5 separate regions of the Homo sapiens genome follow, and all the other regions are linked to region 4. A link is an interaction called in ENCODE POLR2A ChIA-PET data of the cell type or tissue named here. Cell type or tissue: OCI-LY7. All regions are shown on one strand.

Region 1 (4,000 bases), 870 kb after region 4:
GTGTACTTGGTGACCGCCTTGGTGCCCTCCGACACCGCGTGTTTGGCCAGCTCCCCGGGTAGCAGCAGGCGCACAGCCGTTTGGATCTCCCTGGAAGTGATGGTCGAGCGCTTGTTATAATGCGCCAGGCGGGAAGCCTCGCCTGCAATGCGCTCGAAAATGTCGTTGACGAAGGAGTTCATAATCCCCATAGCCTTGGACGAGATGCCGGTGTCGGGGTGGACCTGCTTCAGCACCTTGTACACGTACACGGAATAGCTCTCCTTGCGGCTGCGCTTGCGCTTCTTGCCATCCTTCTTCTGTGCCTTGGTCACCGCCTTCTTGGAGCCCTTCTTCGGGGCGGGAGCTGACTTAGCTGGTTCAGGCATGTTCGCAGCCGAAGTGATACCGTCAAATGACCACAGGAAAATGCTGGTGAGCCCAAACGCCCTCATTATTTACCTCGTGTATATGCAAATGAGGCTGGCTGAGTTTCGGTTTCTCATTGGTTCTTTTAGTGTCTGAATATATGATAGGCCATTTCTGAACTCCTAAATCTCATCGGCTCTCCCAGAAGCTCAACCTTGCATAATTTGACCTTTCAACTATAAGTATGTAAGTCAGAAGTGGTTTTTTTTTTTTTTTTTTTTTTAAATTTTTTTAAACACCTGCTTTTCGATTGGCTGAAATCTGTGTTCAGGAGATAGCACAGTCTACTTTGCCGAATATAGATTATAAGAGTTTAGCTCTTGCGTTTTACTAGAATCAATCACTTTCCTTCTTCTAAACAAGTATTTAAATACTTCACTGCGTCTGGATGTGGAATGCAGGGCAGCAAAGCTCGCGCCAAGGCTAAAACGCACTCTTCCAGGGCTGGTCTCCAGTTTTCTGTGGGCCGAGTGCACCGCCTCCTCCGCAAGGGCAACTACGCCAAGCGGGTCCGGGCCGGTGCGCCGGTGTACCTGGAGGCGGTGCTGGAGTACCTGACCGCCAAGATCCTGGAGTTGGCGGGCAACGCGGCCCGAGACAAGAAGACCCGCGTCACCCCCCGACGCCTGCAGCTCGCCATCCACGACGAGAAGCTCAACAAGCTGTTGGGCAAAGTTACTATCGCGCAGGGCGGTGTCCTGCCCAATATTCAGGCCGTGCTGTTGCCCTGTCTATACAAGTGACTGACTAGGCAAACAGGACTAATGAGAAAATGTTTAATATCTCAAGTAAGTGCTTTAATGTAGTCGGGAAGAAGCAAGTTCAGTAACGTTTACAAAACCTTGTAAAGTTTAGATGGACAGGGCCACTGCAGTGTTCAAGTTATCCTGCAGAAGAGGCTAGTGGGGGTGGTATCCTGGAATATCATCAATAGGACCCAACGAAAAGTAAATGATAAGAGTCGTTGGAAAACCTAAAATTAGCCTGTGCCTTAAAAATTCTCAACCGAAGCAAAACACCATTTGGGACAAAATAGAATTCAGTTAACATTTGTTGCTCACTGTTGTATGTCGGTGACTTCTTGGCTCGTGATTTCCCAGGTACATCACCCAGGAATCCTGCCTTATAATGGTCAAAGGTTTCCAGCTAGCAGCAGTCCAGGTGACTCAAGAAAACGGCACAAGATAAACTTCTCAAAACGTGGTCCTCCGAATCTGGCCCCACAACACATCTACTGAATGAGAATTAGCGTCTTCCAAGTCTTAAAGTAGTCGTTTACGGACTACAGCTTGAGAAGCGCAGAATTAGAACTTTAAGAAGTTAACGTTCTTGGATCGCAGACTAACCGAGAAGAGAGGATTCAAAAATGAAGTGATTCATCCAATCAGATTTTCCAGTAATTCACCAATCACATCGTTGGACTCTTCAGCCAATGGTTTTGTTGCGCGGGTCTTTTGAAAATCAACAAGGCCAATTAGAATGTTTCTGAGTATATATAAGGGCAGTTTCCACTCTGCCAAGTGGCTGAGTTTTTCTTTCAGGTAGTCTGAGATGGCCCGCACCAAGCAGACTGCACGCAAGTCCACCGGTGGCAAAGCGCCGCGCAAGCAGCTGGCCACTAAGGCGGCTCGGAAAAGCGCGCCGGCCACCGGCGGCGTGAAGAAACCTCATCGCTACCGTCCCGGCACCGTGGCTCTGCGCGAGATTCGCCGCTATCAGAAGTCGACTGAGCTGCTGATCCGCAAGTTGCCTTTCCAACGCCTGGTGCGAGAAATCGCTCAGGACTTCAAGACAGATCTGCGCTTTCAGAGTTCCGCGGTGATGGCCCTGCAGGAGGCCTGCGAGGCCTACTTGGTGGGGCTCTTTGAGGATACCAACCTGTGTGCCATCCATGCTAAGCGAGTGACTATCATGCCCAAGGACATTCAGCTCGCTCGCCGCATTCGTGGGGAGAGAGCGTAGAGGTTTCCGGGCAGTAATTCTATCCAACTTAAAAAGGCTCTTTTAAGAGCCGCCTACTTTCACCCGAAAATAGCTGTGATTAACTAATCAAATCTTTGAAACTAAACATTGGTTTTAGTACTTAAGTCCTCATTTGATTGGCTAAAGTTAATGGTAAGCTTGCTATATTTGTTCCCGTGCTTTTTCCCGAAAGTGCCAGATTGTCAGCGTCCTTTTCTAAACTGGCTTTTAGGGGTTTGGAGCTTCGATTTGGTAGTGGAAGGGGCCACCTGGGGGCGTTTATATACATTGTCTCAAGCGTTAGTCGCGTTGTCTACTTACACCCATTATAGATGGGATTTTTTTTCGTTGTGTATTTCTGGTTAATCCCTTTTAAAACTTTACAGGTATGAGCATTGGCAGTTGAGAGTAGGTAGGGATATCCTTGGTTGCTGCTTTTTCGTGTCTGAAGCAGCTATTTCCACAATTCCCCCTTTTTTTAAACAGTTCTTGGTTTTTCTGTGAAATGATCCATTTTTTAATTCAATATTAGAAATTGGCGGCAGAAACGAAAGCCAGATTGGCCTCTACATTACTGGCAGCATGGGCATTACGTGGGAACTTGTTAGAAGCTCCCAGGGCATTACATGGGAGCTTGTTTCAATCCCCATCTAGGGCTGGAGTCAATCTGCATATACCTCAGATGATTCTCATGAACACTGATTTAGGAAGCCTAGGTTGTTGGTTTTGGTCTCATCAGTAAAGGCATCCTGCCTGTGAACTCTTACAAGGAGTGAGCTTTTGCAAAATGCATGTTTATTTATGTTACAGAATGAAATATTCTATGAAATGTTCTCTAAAGCAAGTGCACAGAACAATCCCCTAAAATAGTTTGATTTCTTTACAGATCAGTTTTCTCAATGTAACATTACAGTCACATGGGAAGGCTTTAGAAAAATCTTTACCTGGGGTTCAATGAGACTAATAGCAATCTAGAGTGGGCCCAGGGAATGGTAATTATTAAAATTCAGGTGCTTCTAACAGCTGGGGCTGAGACTCCTTGCTACATAAATTTTAATACTCTTATTAGCTCTGGTTTGACTCTAGGCTTAGCAGTTTTCTAATTGAATCAGTTTCCTTGTAGTTTGCCTTCAGAGAGAATATACTGGTCTCTAAAGACTTTCTGGCTTGCTTGACTATCTTTCAACACCTGGCTTTTATAAGAATTTCTTAGGGCAACACTAATGTAAGTTTTTTCTTTTTTGTTTTGTTTTGTTTTTTGTTTTTTTGAACCACCGAGGTCCTTTTAGTGATTGGAAGTATCAGGTTTTTAGGGATGTTACAAGGAGGAACACATACCATCCTGGGCTGCTTGGCATACAACCAAGATATGTTTTCATATAGAACCCTTCCTTTACAGATTAGCACAAGGCCCTGTTTGGGTATTCAGCAGATCCTTCTTTATGATCTTTATTAATTTAGCAACTTGTCATTTTTTTTCACATATTGCTTTTATTTTAAAAACTTATTTGACATTCCAGAATATATGGGAAAGGAGATAATAGTTTAATAAAACCTATGTTCCTCTCATCCAGCTTCAATAACAACATTGGCTAAGTGTTTTATCTATTGATTTTTGTAAAGCAAATAA
Region 2 (4,000 bases), 730 kb before region 4:
CCACCAATCACAGGGCAGCGCCGGCTTATATAAGCCCGGGGCCCGAGCATAGCAGCAACGCAAAACCTGCTCTTTAGATTTCGAGCTTATTCTCTTCTAGCAGTTTCTTGCCACCATGTCGGAAACCGCTCCTGCCGAGACAGCCACCCCAGCGCCGGTGGAGAAATCCCCGGCTAAGAAGAAGGCAACTAAGAAGGCTGCCGGCGCCGGCGCTGCTAAGCGCAAAGCGACGGGGCCCCCAGTCTCAGAGCTGATCACCAAGGCTGTGGCTGCTTCTAAGGAGCGCAATGGCCTTTCTTTGGCAGCCCTTAAGAAGGCCTTAGCGGCCGGTGGCTACGACGTGGAGAAGAATAACAGCCGCATTAAGCTGGGCCTCAAGAGCTTGGTGAGCAAGGGCACCCTGGTGCAGACCAAGGGCACTGGTGCTTCTGGCTCCTTTAAACTCAACAAGAAGGCGGCCTCCGGGGAAGCCAAGCCCAAAGCCAAGAAGGCAGGCGCCGCTAAAGCTAAGAAGCCCGCGGGGGCCACGCCTAAGAAGGCCAAGAAGGCTGCAGGGGCGAAAAAGGCAGTGAAGAAGACTCCGAAGAAGGCGAAGAAGCCCGCGGCGGCTGGCGTCAAAAAGGTGGCGAAGAGCCCTAAGAAGGCCAAGGCCGCTGCCAAACCGAAAAAGGCAACCAAGAGTCCTGCCAAGCCCAAGGCAGTTAAGCCGAAGGCGGCAAAGCCCAAAGCCGCTAAGCCCAAAGCAGCAAAACCTAAAGCTGCAAAGGCCAAGAAGGCGGCTGCCAAAAAGAAGTAGGAAGCTGGCGTGTGAAAACCGCAACAAAGCCCCAAAGGCTCTTTTCAGAGCCACCCAGAGACCTCTAAAAAATGGCTGTGCACAACATGTTAGATCAGGCAGCAAGATTCCTTGCATTCGAAAAATCTCGGGCAGTTCTCCCTCAACCCTAATCGAGTAACGCAAGGCAAGCAAGAGTCCAGGGTGTTGGTTGGACTCCCCACGTAGTTTACCCATGCAGTCTGTTATTAGAGTATGAATTCCAGCCGTTGGTTTTTGTTAAGTTGGTGTCAAGCTTTTTGTCAGACGCCTAGCTACAAAGAAGCTTCTTATATTTTAAAAAGCCCGCTCTATAATCTGATTGGCCAGTTTTTGTTCCATCATCTGTATGTGGTTTTTCCGCGTTTAAGCCATTTAGGCACCAGCTACTTCGGCGTCACTAATGTGTTCGGCATTAATATAATATGCTATCAACGCACAAGACAATATAGTAGCAAGTTTCAAGATGGGGTCTCTATTACATGCCAATTTGATATGACCGTGTCATTCTGTACTGGATTATTTTTTTTTCCTCAAGTCAGGTTCTCGCTGTCACCCAGGCTGGCGTGCAGTGGCGTGGTCTCGGCTCACTACAGCCTCAGCCTCCCCGGCTCAAGGGATCGTCCCACTTCAGCCTCTGTGAAGTGCTAGGACTAAAGGCGTGCACCACCCCGGTCGGCTAATTTTTGTATCCGCTATGATGCCCAGGCAGATCTCGAATTCATGAGCTCCAGCGATCTTCCCGCCTCAGCTTCCAAAAGTGCTGGGATTACAGGCGTGAGCCACTGAGCCTGGCTCTGGATTTTTTTTTATTGGTTCTAGTTCATATAACACGAGATGAATAAACACAGCGAACATTCTTGTAAGCCCTACATTAAATAACTAGTTCACATTCTGACTTAAACATGTCACCTGAATCCTGTAAGGTTTTTCCTAAAAGTCATTCCTAAGCTCTAGATGAAAAATGCTTTATCTTTTCATAACAAACGTTCCAAATGTTTAACCAGTGGCCCAGCTCTCCCGCAGAAATAGTAGGTGGCTCTGAAAAGAGCCGTTGTATTGGAAAGTGATTCTATGGAGACATTATTTGCCTTTGGCCTTGTGGTGACTCTCGGTCTTCTTGGGCAGTAGCACAGCCTGGATGTTGGGCAGGACACCACCCTGAGCGATGGTTACTTTGCCCAGCAGCTTGTTGAGCTCCTCGTCGTTGCGGATGGCCAGCTGCAAGTGGCGCGGGATAATGCGGGTCTTCTTGTTGTCGCGGGCGGCGTTGCCCGCCAGCTCCAGGATCTCGGCAGTCAGGTACTCCAGCACCGCCGCCAGGTACACCGGCGCGCCGGCCCCGACCCGCTCAGCATAGTTGCCCTTGCGGAGCAGTCGGTGCACTCGGCCCACGGGGAACTGGAGACCGGCACGAGAAGAGCGGGTCTTGGCTTTGGCGCGAGCTTTGCCTCCCTGCTTGCCGCGTCCCGACATGACGAAGAAACGATAAATGGAGGAACTGAGAACAGCCGAGAGAAGTTCACCAGAGCTCCACTACTTATAGTCAATACTGGGCGCGAAAATAAAGCTGTGCCATTGGCTCAAATTACAGTTTTATTTCAACCAATGGAATCGCTGTTATGAAACATGCTTCTTTGGATTGGACAAACGTGTATATGACGTCATCTAGAATCGCCACCAGTCCTACACACTATTTTATTAATCACCTCATTTGCATAAGAATTCGTGAACAGGACGTTACAACACACAGCTTTTTCTTCTTCTTCTTTTTTTGTTTTTTTAAGACAGGGTCTCCCTCTCGCCCGGGCTGGAGTGCGGTGGTACGATCTCCGGTCGCTGCAACGTCCGCTCCTGGGTTCAAGTGATTCTCCTGCCTCGGCCTCCTGAGTAGCTGAGATTACAAGCGTCAGCCACCATAGCCCGGCTAATTTTTGTATTTTTTAGTAGAGACAGGGTTTCACCATATTGGTCATCCTGGTCTCAAACCCCTGAGCTCAGGTGAGCCACCTGCCTCAACCTCCCAAAATGCTGGGATTAAAGGCGTGAGCCACAGCGCCCGGCGACTTTTTTTTTTTTTTTTTTTTTTTTTTTCCCTTGAGACAGGGTCTGGCTTTGCCGCCCAGGTTGGAGAGCAGTGGCGCGATCGTGGCTCACCGCAACCTCCGCCTTCCTGGCCGAAGCGATCCTCCTCCCTGAGCCTCCCCAGTAGCTGGGGTTACAGGAGTGCATCACGCGCCCAGCTAATTTTTTACATTTGTTTGAAGAGTCATGGTTTCGCCATGTTGTTCAGGCTGCTCTCGAACTCCTGACCTCAAGTGATCCGCCCGCCTCCGCCTCCCAAAGTACTGGAATTACAGGCGTGCGCCGCCGCGCCCGGCCGCTTTTTCCTATTCCTTGTACCCTTTCTGCAGTTAAACTACAACACGCCTGACCCCACCAAGTCGGCCACAGCCCCGAAAAAGGGTTCCAAGAAGACTATTACTAAGGCAAGAAGCGAAAGCGCAGCCGCAAGGAGAGCTGCTCCGTGTACTTGTACAAGGTGCTGAAGCAGGTCCACCAACACCGGCATCTCGTCCAAAGCAATGGGGATCTTGAACACCTTCGTTATGCCATCTTCGAGCGTATTGCGGGCGAGGCTTCCCGCCTGGCGCGTTACAACAAGCGTTCGACCATCACCTCCAGGGAGATCCAGACGGCTGTTCGCCTGTCACGCATGCTGTGTCCGAGAGCACCAAAGCCGTAACCAAGCACACCAGCTCCAAGTGAGCTCCTTGCTGGTTCGTCCACTTGGAACCCCACTAGGTTCTTCCTGACTCACACTCCACTAGGTTCTTCCTGACCCACACCCTAAGGACTCTTTTCAGAGATATTCACACTTCCTAAATAGAACTGACGCTCGTTTATCCCTAGTTTTGAAATGTTCAGTTAGCTTTAACCTAAAGCCTTTCATAAATGCTTCTTAATTTATGCAAAAGATACATTGTGGCCTTATGATATTTCCAATATTATCTGCTACTAAGTATTTTATGTTACAAACGTCAAATACACAAAACGGGAGTTTTATTGTGCGAATTTCACTTATCCAGGCTCAATTTCAACACCGAGAATCCCCTGTTGAGTTATTGTCTAGAAAACCAAGTATTTAAAGTAAAAGTCCTATCAACCTCTACTGAAATATCACTG
Region 3 (4,000 bases), 730 kb before region 4:
GAGGAACATGAGGGAGCTCAAGCGGCACCTTCACAATTCTAAGGAAATACAGGGTAAAAGCCACCTTTCTTTCTCAAACAGCTTCCTGAAGTGTTTCTAGGTGGAATGAGGAAAAAAAAATAGAAAGTTCTTGCCCCAAAAATGTGGTTGGCGAGGGAGAGAAAGGAACAGAAAGGACAGCTACAGAAAGAGTAAAATATAAGGAAAAGAATAGAGAACCAAATTTGAGAAAGGTGAGGAATCCCACCTTGGAGCTATCATCAGGCGTCGTCTTTTGCAGTCAGCCACTCCATAGGCTGATCACTTCGAGTTTGTACGGAAGCAGTTTCTACACGCTATTTCACAAATGCCCGAAACGACTGTGATTACCCCTCTAGAGATGGCGCCATTTGATTCCAGCAGCCACAAAGCACTAGAACAATCGATGCTAAGAGGTGACAGGAAAAACAGGCTGCAAAGACCCAGACAATGGAATGCAGCGGTGGTCAGCCTAAAACACTGTAGAAGGGCAAGATGAGCTGAGTAATTTTTAACTGGGCATCATTTTTAGAAACTGGAGTTTAAGTACCCCCTTTTCCATTTTTTCCTGAAGTCGTGGGCAGGGCGCAAGGTCTGTGAATCGGCCGACCGGATGCAGCTGGTGTGGAGAGTTCCCAATCAGGTCCGATTTATTACTATATAAAGTACTGCTGCGAGGCTTGCCGTGTTGCATTTTGTTTAGTACAAGACATGTCTGGGCGCGGCAAAGGCGGGAAGGGTCTGGGCAAAGGAGGCGCTAAGCGCCACCGCAAAGTTCTGCGCGACAACATTCAGGGCATCACCAAGCCCGCCATCCGACGCCTGGCACGGCGTGGAGGCGTTAAGCGCATCTCAGGCCTTATATACGAGGAGACACGCGGAGTTCTTAAAGTGTTTTTGGAGAATGTAATCCGCGATGCAGTTACCTACACGGAGCACGCCAAACGCAAGACAGTCACAGCCATGGACGTGGTTTACGCGCTCAAGCGCCAGGGCCGCACCCTGTATGGCTTTGGCGGCTGAGTGTTTTACTTACTTACACGGTTCCTCAAAGGCCCTTCTCAGGGCCACCCATGAAGTCTGTGAAAGAGCTGTAGACTAAAGATAGTTAATTTCTTAAGAACACTTAAACGTATGGCAGTTTTGGCAAATTAGCGATTCCACATAAGCAGTCGCTGAAGTTTGAGGTTCGGTGCCCCTTTCAGCATTACTTAGTGGTTAAAAGTGCCGGCTTCTCTGATACACGGCCAAATCTATAACGCCTCTCTGGTTTTTGCAAAAGTCATAATGAAACAGCCGGTCTCATTTATCTTGTATCGATTACTTTACCGCTACCAATGCGAGGGCTGTGTAACTATGACACTGTGGTCCGCAACGCCCAAAATGTTTTAATATCGCCCTTTACAGAAAAAGTCGGCCAACTTCTAAAACATTAAGTACGTTTAAATTTGAGAAATACTGGCATACCACAACGCTCGAATTTCATATCCCCTTCAATGCCTCCATTTACAAATTTACTCTAGTTTCACTTTTCCTTTACGTTCTTTAACTTTTTGTCAAATCAGTAATGACACCTCGTAATTAAAATAGTGCAAGGCAAGTTTAGATTTATCAAGCTTATATTTAAACAGGATTTTGATGCATGAAAAATCCTAGACTTTTGGGGGATTTTTTTTTGTTTCCGTTTTTGTTTTTCTTTAGCTAGCAAAACCATTTTACGTTTCTTGACCCAAAACAGAGGCGGAATGTCTCCCTTTCACTAGCAGATTAAACTGGGAGCCAATTCCGTGTGTGAGACGTGGCATGGCACAGTCTACTGTCCAATCAGAACGCGAGGGCAGCTATAAATACCGGGATGATCAGTTTTTTTCTCTCATTTGTGTTGAGTAGGTACGTCTACTTAGCCATGGCACGAACAAAGCAAACAGCTCGCAAGTCCACCGGCGGCAAAGCGCCGCGCAAGCAGCTGGCCACCAAGGCGGCTCGCAAGAGCGCTCCGGCCACCGGTGGCGTCAAGAAGCCCCACCGCTACCGCCCCGGCACCGTGGCCCTGCGCGAGATCCGCCGCTACCAGAAGTCGACCGAGCTGCTAATCCGGAAGCTACCTTTTCAGCGCTTGGTACGGGAGATCGCACAGGACTTTAAGACCGATCTGCGCTTCCAGAGCTCGGCGGTGATGGCGCTGCAGGAGGCTTGCGAGGCCTACCTGGTGGGGCTATTTGAGGATACCAACCTGTGCGCCATTCACGCCAAACGCGTCACTATTATGCCTAAAGACATCCAGCTTGCGCGCCGCATCCGAGGGGAGAGGGCATAAATATTCCTATCAGCCCAAGAAGTCTGTCCAACCCCAAAAGGCTCTTTTCAGAGCCCCTCAATTGTCACCAAAAGGAAGCTGTAGCTTTTGAGACGTGTCTTAGCTCCATGTTAAATACAAGCTGTGGACAAAACGTGGTAGTGGCCCAACACACTATAATGCAGGAGTCAGGTCACAGGCTGTTGGTATGCTAAATCAATTTCACATACAGAACCTGTTCCTACTGATAAGGATTATCACTCAAAAAAGACATGTCATGGGGTCAATTTTACAGATGAAGTTTAGTTTTGAAAAGTATTCCTGTTTTTATCCTTGAGGAATGTGTCTCCTGCGTATCTACCTGCCCCTACTGAAGGGAACAAGTAGCACAATGAGTGTCCACAGGCTCTGGTGAGGCCGAGGCAGGCGGATCACAAGGTCAGGAGATCAAGACCATCCTGGCTAACACGGTGAAACCCCCCTGTCCACTAAAAAAAAGACTGCCGGCCGTGGTGGCACGCGCCTGTAGTCCCAGCTACTCGGGAGGCTGAGGCAGGAGGATCGCTTGAACCTGGCAGGCAGAGGTTGCAGTGAGCCGAGATCGCGCCACTGCCCTCCAGCCTGGGCTACAGAGCGAGACTCCGCCTCAAAAATACAAAAAACAACAGGCTCTAAAAACTACACACATGAGAGTGGAACAATAGACAATAAGGACTCAGAAGGGAGGAAAGAATGAATGATAAGTTACTTAATTGGTACAATGTAAGCTATTTAGCTCTTGTATAGCCCATGTAACTTGACCACCTTGGAGCATATGCACATAACAAAGTTGCCATCGTACCCCATGCAAGTAACAGTTTTGACAAAAAGCTCGACACTTTTGTTCTGTTTCAATGTAATGTTTAGCAAGCCATGTGTTAGGTAGTGGGCCTCTGAGGAGGGATACTTTAACCTACTGCATGCTGTCATCTATGAAATGAACTTCTAGCTCTAAGTGGACCTTAAAAAATATTTTCCTGTCATTTCACCATATGCTTGTCATAGACTGTGGAGTTGGATTTTCATGAGATTTTTTCTTTCTTTTTTTTTTTCAGAGAGAATCAGTCTGGGTATTAAACTTCAAGTGGTATTTTAAAGCTCTTCCTGGTTTCTAACCAAACTTTTCCATTATTTCCAGCTGTTTTAGAGTTTCCTCATGTGCTCTACATATGTGACTATCATGACCTCATTTTGCTCTTAAACTTTTTGAAGCACACATCTTGACCTAGGAGATATCTGGCAGAGATGTGAAGGCAATTTTTCTCCCTAGTGCTCTCAGCCAGCTCAGCCTCATATCTGTGCCTTCCTTTCTCATATTGGATTCACTCTTGCAAAGAGGCATGTATCCCAGCAACTGGTGCAGCGGTGTCCGATCTTTTGTCTTCCCTGGGCCACGTTGGAAGAAGAATTGTCTTGGGCCACACCTAAAATACAGGATCACTAAAGATAGCTGACGAAAGAAAACAAAGGAAGGAAGGAAGGAAGGGAGGAAGGAAGGAAAAAGGAAGGGCGCAGTGGCTCACATCTGTAATCCCAGCACTTTGCATTTTGGGAGGCCGATGCGGGCGAATCACGAGGTCAGGAGTTCCAGACCAGCCTGGCCAACATGGTGAAGCCACGTCTCTACTAAAAATACAAAAAATTAGC
Region 4 (4,000 bases):
GAATATTTACAAATCAAATCTCATAAAATAAAAACTGTAGAGAATCTGAATAGACCATTCCGAGGAAAGCGGGAAAATCTCCAAATAGCCAAAAATCTCATTTAGAAAAACTCCGATTTCACATTAGGAAATGCTGATAAACAATAACTCTCAAGCACTGCTGGTGGAATATGGGAGTATAAATTTAAAATACTACCCTGGAAAGCAAATTGTTCATTTTTATTCATGTTGAATATGCACATTTACCAAATAATTCCACTTCCATGTAACCAGAAAATGCACAGCTGTATACAGTGCTGTTTTGTAATGAGGAAAAAAAATCAACAGAGAAATGAATAAAGTATTTACTGACACATTAGAAAACTAGATTAATGGTAAAAATAACCTAGAACTGCACATTTCAACACGGATATATTTCAAGAGCAAATGTAAAAATTCATGACGATTAAAATAGATTAGGGGTATGTGCATCTAAAGTTAAAACGCGTGGGAACAGTAAACAAATTTAGAATATCAGTTTATCCTAGAATATTAGTTAATTCTAGATAGGAAAAAGGGAGGGCTGTGCTACTGAGAAAGGGACATAAGGATTTTAGATGCACTTGAATAAGTGGTGTGGTCACCAGCGCATTTTGTATACTTGATATATTCCAGTATTTAAAAGGCAAACATATAAAGGAATATTATTACTAAGACTCTTAAGACTGCCCTACTGTTCTACAGTAGTAAAAGCATGGTCTGTCCCCCTCCCCCCCATGCAGAGCTCTGTGCCCGCCAAGTCCTCTTAAACCAGCCACCACGAAGTTTTCCTGGAGGTTCTAGCATTTAGTGGAGCCCATCAAACTCATTATCTCCTGAGACGTATTTGAAGGTCCAGAGGGAAGTTAATTATCTAGCCCGCCCCTATTTGGACCGCAGACCCCTTGGCTTTCTAAACTAATCCGAGCGGTAAACCGGCTGCAGGCAATTTCCAGGCAGCCGCCAGAAGTTACTGGCCAGCAGAGGCTCTTCTGGCCTTGGAAAAATCTCGGCCCAAGGTCACCTGTAGTCATCAGCCCATTTTCGGCGTCGAGTTAATCTTGTAAAATAGGATGACAGAACTCACTGACAATGGCCCTATTAAGAGACTCAGTTTGCAGTCATTTCAACTCTTTTGTTGAAAGCTTAGGGGCCCTAAAAAGGGCCTTTTTAGAGAATGACTGGGCTTCAAAATGCCATTTAGCCGCCGAAGCCATAGAGGGTGCGGCCCTGGCGCTTGAGCGCGTAGACCACGTCCATGGCGGTGACCGTCTTGCGCTTGGCGTGCTCCGTGTAGGTCACGGCGTCCCGGATCACGTTCTCCAGGAACACCTTCAACACTCCGCGGGTCTCCTCATAGATGAGGCCAGAAATGCGCTTCACGCCGCCGCGGCGAGCAAGGCGCCGAATGGCTGGCTTGGTGATACCCTGGATGTTGTCGCGCAGCACCTTGCGGTGGCGCTTGGCACCCCCTTTCCCCAGGCCCTTACCTCCTTTGCCGCGTCCTGACATTATCAAGTGGTCAGAGAACAAAGGTCTGCTGCCTGTGATGGCAGCTTTCTTTTATGGGTAACCTCTGCGGACCAGACTGAAAACCGGAAGAGCTTTGGCGGGAAGTCCCTCTGCATTGGGGGAGGGGACCTAAAAGGGAAACAGGCCTGCTGTGCTCTACTCCCTCTTGTTCTCCTTCAGTCCTTTTTAATCCTCAAGACCTAGGCTGTTTTTCCTTTTTTCATTTAACATGATTCCTGCCTCATAACAAAAATGTTAACATTATAGAAGATACATAAAGCAAAAAGAATGTTATCTCTGCATATATGCATGTTTTCCTTTAACATTATTTGTATGGAACTATGCTATTTTGTGGCATTTTTCTCCTTAATATACAATGGAAATATACTCCATATGCTAAATTCCTAGCAATAGAACAAGATAGACTCATAGAATTTAAAGATCGTTCAGGTATATTGCTAAGTTCTTTTCTACTTATTTTCATTTCTAGTGTTTGGGGTGGAGAATTATCCCCCCAAATATCGAGCTTGGTAATGGTGGGTGTTTTTGAAAATTGAGGGTTCTCAGAAACAAGTCTAAGAATCAAGGTCCCTCTAACTTTGTCCTGTTTCTCTTCCCCAAATACAGGGAGGGACTTTCTCTGGAATTTCCTGATATGACCAAGAAAGCTTCTTATCAAAAGAAGCACAATTGCCTTCGGTTACCTCATTATCTACTGCAGAAAAGAAGACGAGAATGCAACCATACCTAGATGGACTTTTCCACAAGCTAAAGCTGGCCTCTTGATCTCATTCAGATTCCAAAGAGAATCATTTACAAGTTAATTTCTGTCTCCTTGGTCCATTCCTTCTCTCTAATAATCATTTACTGTTCCTCAAAGAATTGTCTACATTACCCATCTCCTCTTTTGCCTCTGAGAAAGAGTATATAAGCTTCTGTACCCCACTGGGGGGTTGGGGTAATATTCTGTGGTCCTCAGCCCTGTACCTTAATAAATTTGTATGCCTTTTCTCTTATTAATCTTGTCAGTTGATTTTCAGTGAACTTTCAGAGGCCAAAAGGGAGGTTTTCTCTTGGCCCCTGCACCAGTAGCAGTTCCTGATATGCCTACAACCTTAACTAATGCTGGGTAGAACCATTTAAAGTAATCTAACTTTACTAATAAGGACTTGATTTCTTGTATATAGAAATAACTTTTCAAAAAGTTAATCAGTTGGTTAGTCAGCACAATACATTAACTATTTCCCCCACTGATTTGAGGAACTTATTATCATATACTGAATATATGAGCCACCGCACCCGGCCCATTTGGTGATTTTCTTGCTACTCTTTATTTTAATGAGTACCTTACAGCAGTGCTTGAAGTATTTTCAAAGTATTCCACTTAAATGTCATAAAGTAAATGAAGATAAACTTTTCATTAAAATACTTTAGAAATTTTTGCATTTATGTTGCAATAAAAGAAAACTTGCCATACACCTTTGGAAAACAAAAAAAAATTGATATGACTGGCTGTAACTTGCTGTAGCTGAATTCAGTATATGTTGTAAAGAGGGTAAGGTAGCATAGGTTAATTGAATACGTTAATCTAAGGGTAAATACAAATTAAAAATGAGAGGCTTAATTATCTGTTGAAAACAAAAGACTTCCCTTTCCTTTCCCATCACTTTCAAAATGTCTTTCTCTGTCCTTTTAAAATGTATGTAAATCCTTTTAATGGCTAAATAGGCCTTATAACTCAGAATATTTTCTCAATGCCTGGAGAGCCATCCCTTTGAAATGTTAATCATTAAAAAAGATAGTGGTCTGTCTCCCAGTTTCCAGCGAGAAAATGGGCTGAACTTTAGCTGTCACCTGACTTCGAATTGCAAAACCTATCCAATGTAGCCATACATAATAAGCAAGATTTCTTTCTGCTTTTGCAACCTCTTCATAAGGTTTCCTGTGATAAGCAACTCTCCCTGGTTTAATGCTTATTCAATAATAAAATTATTTCCTTTGTCTTCTTTGGGAGAAGATTTTAAAATTGTATTTCCCCAACATTAGTTAACAAGTATATTTCTCTACTTGAGCTTCTCACTAATCAGAAGCCTTTTTCTGTATCTGATTTCATGAGTTTTCGCATAGCAATTAGTGACAAGGATAGCAATGAATGGTAAAAGGTGGCAGAGCATGCCATCCCAAAATATGCCATTTTGGAATAAGAATTATTCTGAGATACAGGCAATTTTAAAAAGAGTAGGTACAAGAAAGGCACTTTGACCGTTCCCTTTTACCCCCTTAAAAGCAGGAATTAAAATTCCCCTGTGGAAGATGTCCTCCCTGTACCAAAAGGAAAAGAACATTTTCATCAAGGACAGGAAGTTGAAACCAAGAGAATTCTGTCCAAGCAGATCTTAAAATAATTCTTGTTTTCCTTTAGCCTTCCTACATAGTTACATTTCCACAATTTACTCCATTCAACCTACTA
Region 5 (4,000 bases), 920 kb after region 4:
ATAGGCATGAGCCACCGGGCAGGGCAGGCTTTTTACTTTTTGTGGAGGTGAGGGGGCTGTCTCGCTTTATTGCCCAGGCTGGTCTTGATCTCCTGGGCTCAAGCGATTCTTCTGCCTTAGTCTTTCAAATTGCTGGGATTACAGGTCTGACCTAGGGCGTCAGGCCGTTACTGCTTAGTTTCGTTTAGTGTTTATTTTAGAATACTGTGTTAATTGCTCCTTTTGAAAAGAGAAATCCAACAAACACAATTCTCACTAGAGGAATGTAGTCTTTTTTTTTTTTTTTTTTTTTGAGACGTAGTCTTGCTCTGTTACCCAGGCTGGAGTGCAATAGCGTGATCTCGGCTCACTGCAGCCTCTGCCTCCCGGAGTCAAGCGATTCTCCTGCCTCAGCCTCCCAAGTTGCTGGGACTACAGATGCACACCACCACGCCCGGCTACTTTTTGTATTTGTTTAGTAGAGACGGGCTTTCATTATGTTGGGCAGGCTGATTTCGAACTCCTGACCCTATGATCCGCCCTCCTTGGCCTCCCAAAGTGTTGGGATTACAGGCATGAGCCACTGAGCCCAGCCGGAATGCAGTCATCTTTAAAACTTAAAAAGCCCGCCCTGAAATGCTAATGGGCAGCTATCCTTCTTTGTTCTCTCGTTTCTGTATTAATATTTCACCCTTTTCTGACAAGTGCACATGAATAAACAGCCTGTGTATTAATGATAAATTTGTATACACAGCATGGACCTATACACAAAATAACGCAGTGAAACCTTGGTGTCACAACCTCGGTTTCTATTCTTGTATACCTTTATAAACGCATTTTTACTGCAAAGAAACACCAGTAAGATAAATTAGTGCATGAAATGTGAGCAAGGATTTCAATAAAGAACTGACCAGTAACGTCAGAAGCGTTCGTTAAAAATTAGGACAGTGAACATTGAGATTTCAGGCATCGTATGTGTATTCCAGCACTTTACAGAAAAGGTGGGTGGCTCTGAAAAGAGCCTTTGGTTTCTGGGACTCGGGATCACTGACGGATTTGACTAGTAATCATTTCACTTGCCCTTGGCCTTATGGTGGCTCTCCGTCTTCTTAGGCAGCAATACGGCCTGGATGTTGGGCAGGACACCGCCCTGCGCGATGGTCACGCGACCTAGAAGCTTATTTAGCTCCTCGTCGTTGCGGATGGCTAGCTGCAGGTGGCGCGGGATGATGCGGGTCTTCTTATTGTCGCGAGCCGCGTTGCCAGCTAGCTCTAAGATCTCGGCCGTCAGATATTCCAGCACCGCTGCCAGGTACACTGGAGCGCCGGCCCCGACTCGTTCGGAGTAGTTGCCTTTGCGGAGGAGGCGGTGCACACGGCCAACTGGAAACTGAAGACCGGCCCTGGAAGAACGCGTTTTAGCTTTTGCCCGAGCTTTGCCGCCTTGCTTTCCACGTCCAGACATAGTGGCTTCCTAACAGCAGAAGAACTAACAATCCACTGAATAAAGAAAAAGAATGGGCTCGATGGAGGAATAAGAAGCTAGTTATAGTCATCGGTAGAATTGTGAAAGGCGCAATTTGATTGGTTAAAATTGTTCTTTGACGAGCCAACCAATTAGAAAGGAAATAAGGTGAAGGCTATTTTACATGTATGCGTCACTAACACATTGCCCAATCAGAGCTGGATATTTTGAATTCTTTATTTGCATGAAAGGCCTATAAAAGGAGAGACTCTAGACACGAGCTTTTATTTAAGTGCGTTCATTCTCACTGCTGTTATTGTTTTCTGACAGCATGCCTGAACCAGCTAAGTCAGCTCCTGCTCCGAAGAAGGGTTCCAAGAAGGCTGTGACCAAGGCGCAGAAGAAGGATGGCAAGAAGCGCAAGCGCAGTCGTAAGGAGAGCTACTCCGTGTATGTGTACAAGGTGCTAAAACAGGTTCACCCCGATACTGGCATCTCATCCAAGGCCATGGGCATCATGAATTCCTTCGTTAACGACATCTTCGAACGCATCGCAGGCGAGGCTTCCCGTCTGGCCCACTACAACAAGCGCTCGACCATTACCTCCAGGGAGATCCAGACCGCCGTGCGTCTGCTGCTTCCCGGAGAGCTGGCCAAGCACGCAGTGTCCGAAGGTACCAAGGCTGTCACCAAGTATACAAGCTCCAAGTAAATGTGTGCTTAGGTGCTTTAAAACTCAAAGGCTCTTTTCAGAGCCACTCAAGTCTCACATAAAGAGCTTTAATATTGAATTTCACCGTTTTCTAGGGAATAATTTTTCCGATTTTGTAATCCCAGCACTTTGGGAGGCCGAGGCGTGCGGATCGAGACCAGTTTGGCTAACGTGGTTAAATCTCGTTTCTACTAAAAATACAAATATTAGCCGGGCGTGGGGCAGTCGCGTGTCATCCCAGAGACTCGGGAGGCTGCCGCAGGAGAATCACTTAAACCCAGCAAGCAAAGGTTGCAGTGAAAAGACATGGCGCTTTTGCATTCTAGCCTGGGCGACAAAGGCGAGGCTTCGTCTCAAAAAAAATTGATCAGGAGATACTCCTGTTCTGTGTTGGCAAGATCCTGTAATCCTAGCACTTTGGGAGGTCGATGCATGAGGCTTTCTTCAGCTCAGGAGTTAACAGATTTGCCTGGGCAACATAGAACTCGTCTCTGCAAAAAAATGAAGCTAACCAGGTGTGACGGCTTGCGTCTGTACTATCATTTACTCGGTAGGCTGAGGTGGTAGGATAGCTTAAACTCTCGGGCTAGAGACTGCAGGAACATGTGAATACGCTAGTGCAATTCCAGCCTGGGCAACACTGGAAAGGGTAGGAAGAGTAGTCTTTGGGTCCCTAAAGATCACCTGATAACAAGTTTGACTTTTCTGAGCACTCTTGTGGAGTTTGTTGTGGAGGGAATACCATGGGCATTGGCAATGTAAAGTTGATCTAAAAAATCTCGTTTTCCGCCGTGCGCGGTGGCTCACGCCTCTAATCCCATCACTTTGGGAGGCCGAGACGGGCGGATCACGAGGTCAGGAGGTCGAGACCATCCTGGCTAACACTGTGAAACCCTGTCTCTACTAAAAAAATACAAACAAAATTAGCCGGGCGTGGTGGCACTCACCTGTAGTTTCAGCTACTCTGGAAGCTGAGGCTGGAGAGTCACTTGAACCCGGGAGGCGGAGGTTGCAGTGATCAGAGATCGCGCCACTGCACTCCATCCTGGGCGAAAGAGCTAGATTCCATCTCATAAAAAAAAAAAAAAAAAAAAAAAAAAAAAAATTACAGTTTTGGCTGGCTGGGCGCAGTGGCTCTCGCCTGTAATCCCAGCATTTTGGGAGGCGAGGCTGGTGGATCACTTGAGGTCAGGAGTTCAAAAACAGCCTGACCCACATGGTGAAACCCCGTATCTACTAAAAATAACAAAATTAGCCGGGCGTGGTGGCGCATGCCTATGTTACCCCAGCTACTTCGGAGACTGAGGCAGGAGAAACGCTTGAAACCGGGAGGCGGGGGTTGCAGTGAGCCAAGATCCCGCCATTTCATTCCAGCCTGGACAACAAGAACGAAACTCCGTCTCAAACATAGAAACCATTAGTTTATACTCATTAATCAAATTTCTAAAATGGGACCAAAAAAAAAAAAAAGGTCACTACTCCATAGTACTCCATGAGCAACCTCAGGTTTCTGACAACATAGTACTCCAAAGTATGGCGCCTTGACATAGTAAATATTCTAAGACATTAGTAGAACAACATAGACAAGAATGTTCGTATGACCTTCCTCTGAAGCAGGTCTTAAGACCCTCCTGGGAGTCTTGCAGAGTATGCGAGGAATCTGAACAAATAAACCTTGCTAGATTTCTCCTTGTTTATTATCCTTAGCTCATATTATTTTTGTCTTGTTATATTTCTGCATGACTCTCTTCATCAAACCTAGTGCAAACACACTCAGGTTTAAGCCCTTCTTCAGGTCCTTATTTCCTTATGTCATGTAAAACTTCATATTAAATGTGAATGTT

The links. ChIA-PET counts read pairs that join two places held together with the same protein. Peaks named below come from ENCODE experiments on the same cell type or tissue, not always from the same donor. Only the 100,000 strongest peaks of a DNase experiment are listed, where the experiment ranks them.
Region 1: POLR2A ChIA-PET joins it to region 4 with 27 read pairs; 27 of 35 experiments call an interaction of 5 or more read pairs at or near these places.
Region 2: POLR2A ChIA-PET joins it to region 4 with 10 read pairs; 26 of 35 experiments call an interaction of 5 or more read pairs at or near these places.
Region 3: POLR2A ChIA-PET joins it to region 4 with 13 read pairs; 27 of 35 experiments call an interaction of 5 or more read pairs at or near these places.
Region 5: POLR2A ChIA-PET joins it to region 4 with 15 read pairs; 27 of 35 experiments call an interaction of 5 or more read pairs at or near these places.

The regions. Positions count from the first base shown.
Region 1 is chr6:26,269,344-26,273,343 of GRCh38, reverse strand. It overlaps H3C8 (H3 clustered histone 8), which reads left to right and starts at 1,931. Exons shown (of 1, transcript NM_003534.3): 1 at 1,931-2,426. The coding sequence starts at 1,960. The coding sequence ends at 2,370. It overlaps H2BC10 (H2B clustered histone 10), which reads right to left and starts at 413. Exons shown (of 1, transcript NM_003525.3): 1 at 1-413. The coding sequence starts at 368. It also overlaps the pseudogene H2AC10P. RefSeq lists enhancers at 1-82, 153-492, 823-1,162, 2,890-3,029, 3,803-4,000. In OCI-LY7, CTCF peaks have their summits at 903 and 2,635 (motif pointing right); DNase peaks (open chromatin) are centred at 473, 953, 1,833, 3,023 and 2 weaker places; H3K4me3 peaks cover 3,895 bases; H3K27ac peaks cover 4,000 bases.
Region 2 is chr6:27,863,645-27,867,644 of GRCh38, reverse strand. It overlaps H2AC16 (H2A clustered histone 16), which reads right to left and starts at 2,328. Exons shown (of 1, transcript NM_003511.3): 1 at 1,847-2,328. The coding sequence starts at 2,290. The coding sequence ends at 1,898. It overlaps H1-5 (H1.5 linker histone, cluster member), which reads left to right and starts at 57. Exons shown (of 1, transcript NM_005322.3): 1 at 57-853. The coding sequence starts at 116. The coding sequence ends at 796. It also overlaps the pseudogene H2BC16P. RefSeq lists enhancers at 128-237, 1,808-1,857, 2,148-2,237, 1,789-2,310, 2,508-2,577 and 2 more. In OCI-LY7, no CTCF peak of the experiment used is centred here; DNase peaks (open chromatin) are centred at 54, 1,244, 1,514, 2,464 and 2 weaker places; H3K4me3 peaks cover 3,879 bases; H3K27ac peaks cover 4,000 bases.
Region 3 is chr6:27,870,240-27,874,239 of GRCh38, reverse strand. H3C11 (H3 clustered histone 11) reads left to right here and starts at 1,894. Exons shown (of 1, transcript NM_003533.3): 1 at 1,894-2,395. The coding sequence starts at 1,925. The coding sequence ends at 2,335. H4C13 (H4 clustered histone 13) reads left to right here and starts at 706. Exons shown (of 1, transcript NM_003546.3): 1 at 706-1,092. The coding sequence starts at 730. The coding sequence ends at 1,041. RefSeq lists enhancers at 426-475, 556-725, 1,026-1,075, 507-1,144, 3,060-3,697 and 1 more. In OCI-LY7, CTCF peaks have their summits at 229, 429 and 2,262; DNase peaks (open chromatin) are centred at 889, 1,819, 2,689, 3,129 and 5 weaker places; H3K4me3 peaks cover 3,711 bases; H3K27ac peaks cover 4,000 bases.
Region 4 is chr6:27,136,839-27,140,838 of GRCh38, reverse strand. It overlaps H4C9 (H4 clustered histone 9), which reads right to left and starts at 1,557. Exons shown (of 1, transcript NM_003495.3): 1 at 1,161-1,557. The coding sequence starts at 1,530. The coding sequence ends at 1,219. It also overlaps a transcript of H2BC12 not described here. RefSeq lists enhancers at 417-1,008, 1,009-1,601, 1,364-1,743. In OCI-LY7, no CTCF peak of the experiment used is centred here; DNase peaks (open chromatin) are centred at 818, 1,638, 2,698, 3,378 and 1 weaker place; H3K4me3 peaks cover 3,640 bases; H3K27ac peaks cover 4,000 bases.
Region 5 is chr6:26,214,419-26,218,418 of GRCh38, reverse strand. It overlaps H2BC8 (H2B clustered histone 8), which reads left to right and starts at 1,731. Exons shown (of 1, transcript NM_003518.4): 1 at 1,731-2,219. The coding sequence starts at 1,776. The coding sequence ends at 2,156. It overlaps H2AC8 (H2A clustered histone 8), which reads right to left and starts at 1,498. Exons shown (of 1, transcript NM_021052.4): 1 at 982-1,498. The coding sequence starts at 1,444. The coding sequence ends at 1,052. RefSeq lists enhancers at 678-787, 703-1,354, 1,068-1,487, 1,355-2,006, 1,918-2,267 and 2 more. In OCI-LY7, a CTCF peak has its summit at 1,118; DNase peaks (open chromatin) are centred at 738, 1,258, 1,648, 2,618 and 4 weaker places; H3K4me3 peaks cover 3,757 bases; H3K27ac peaks cover 4,000 bases.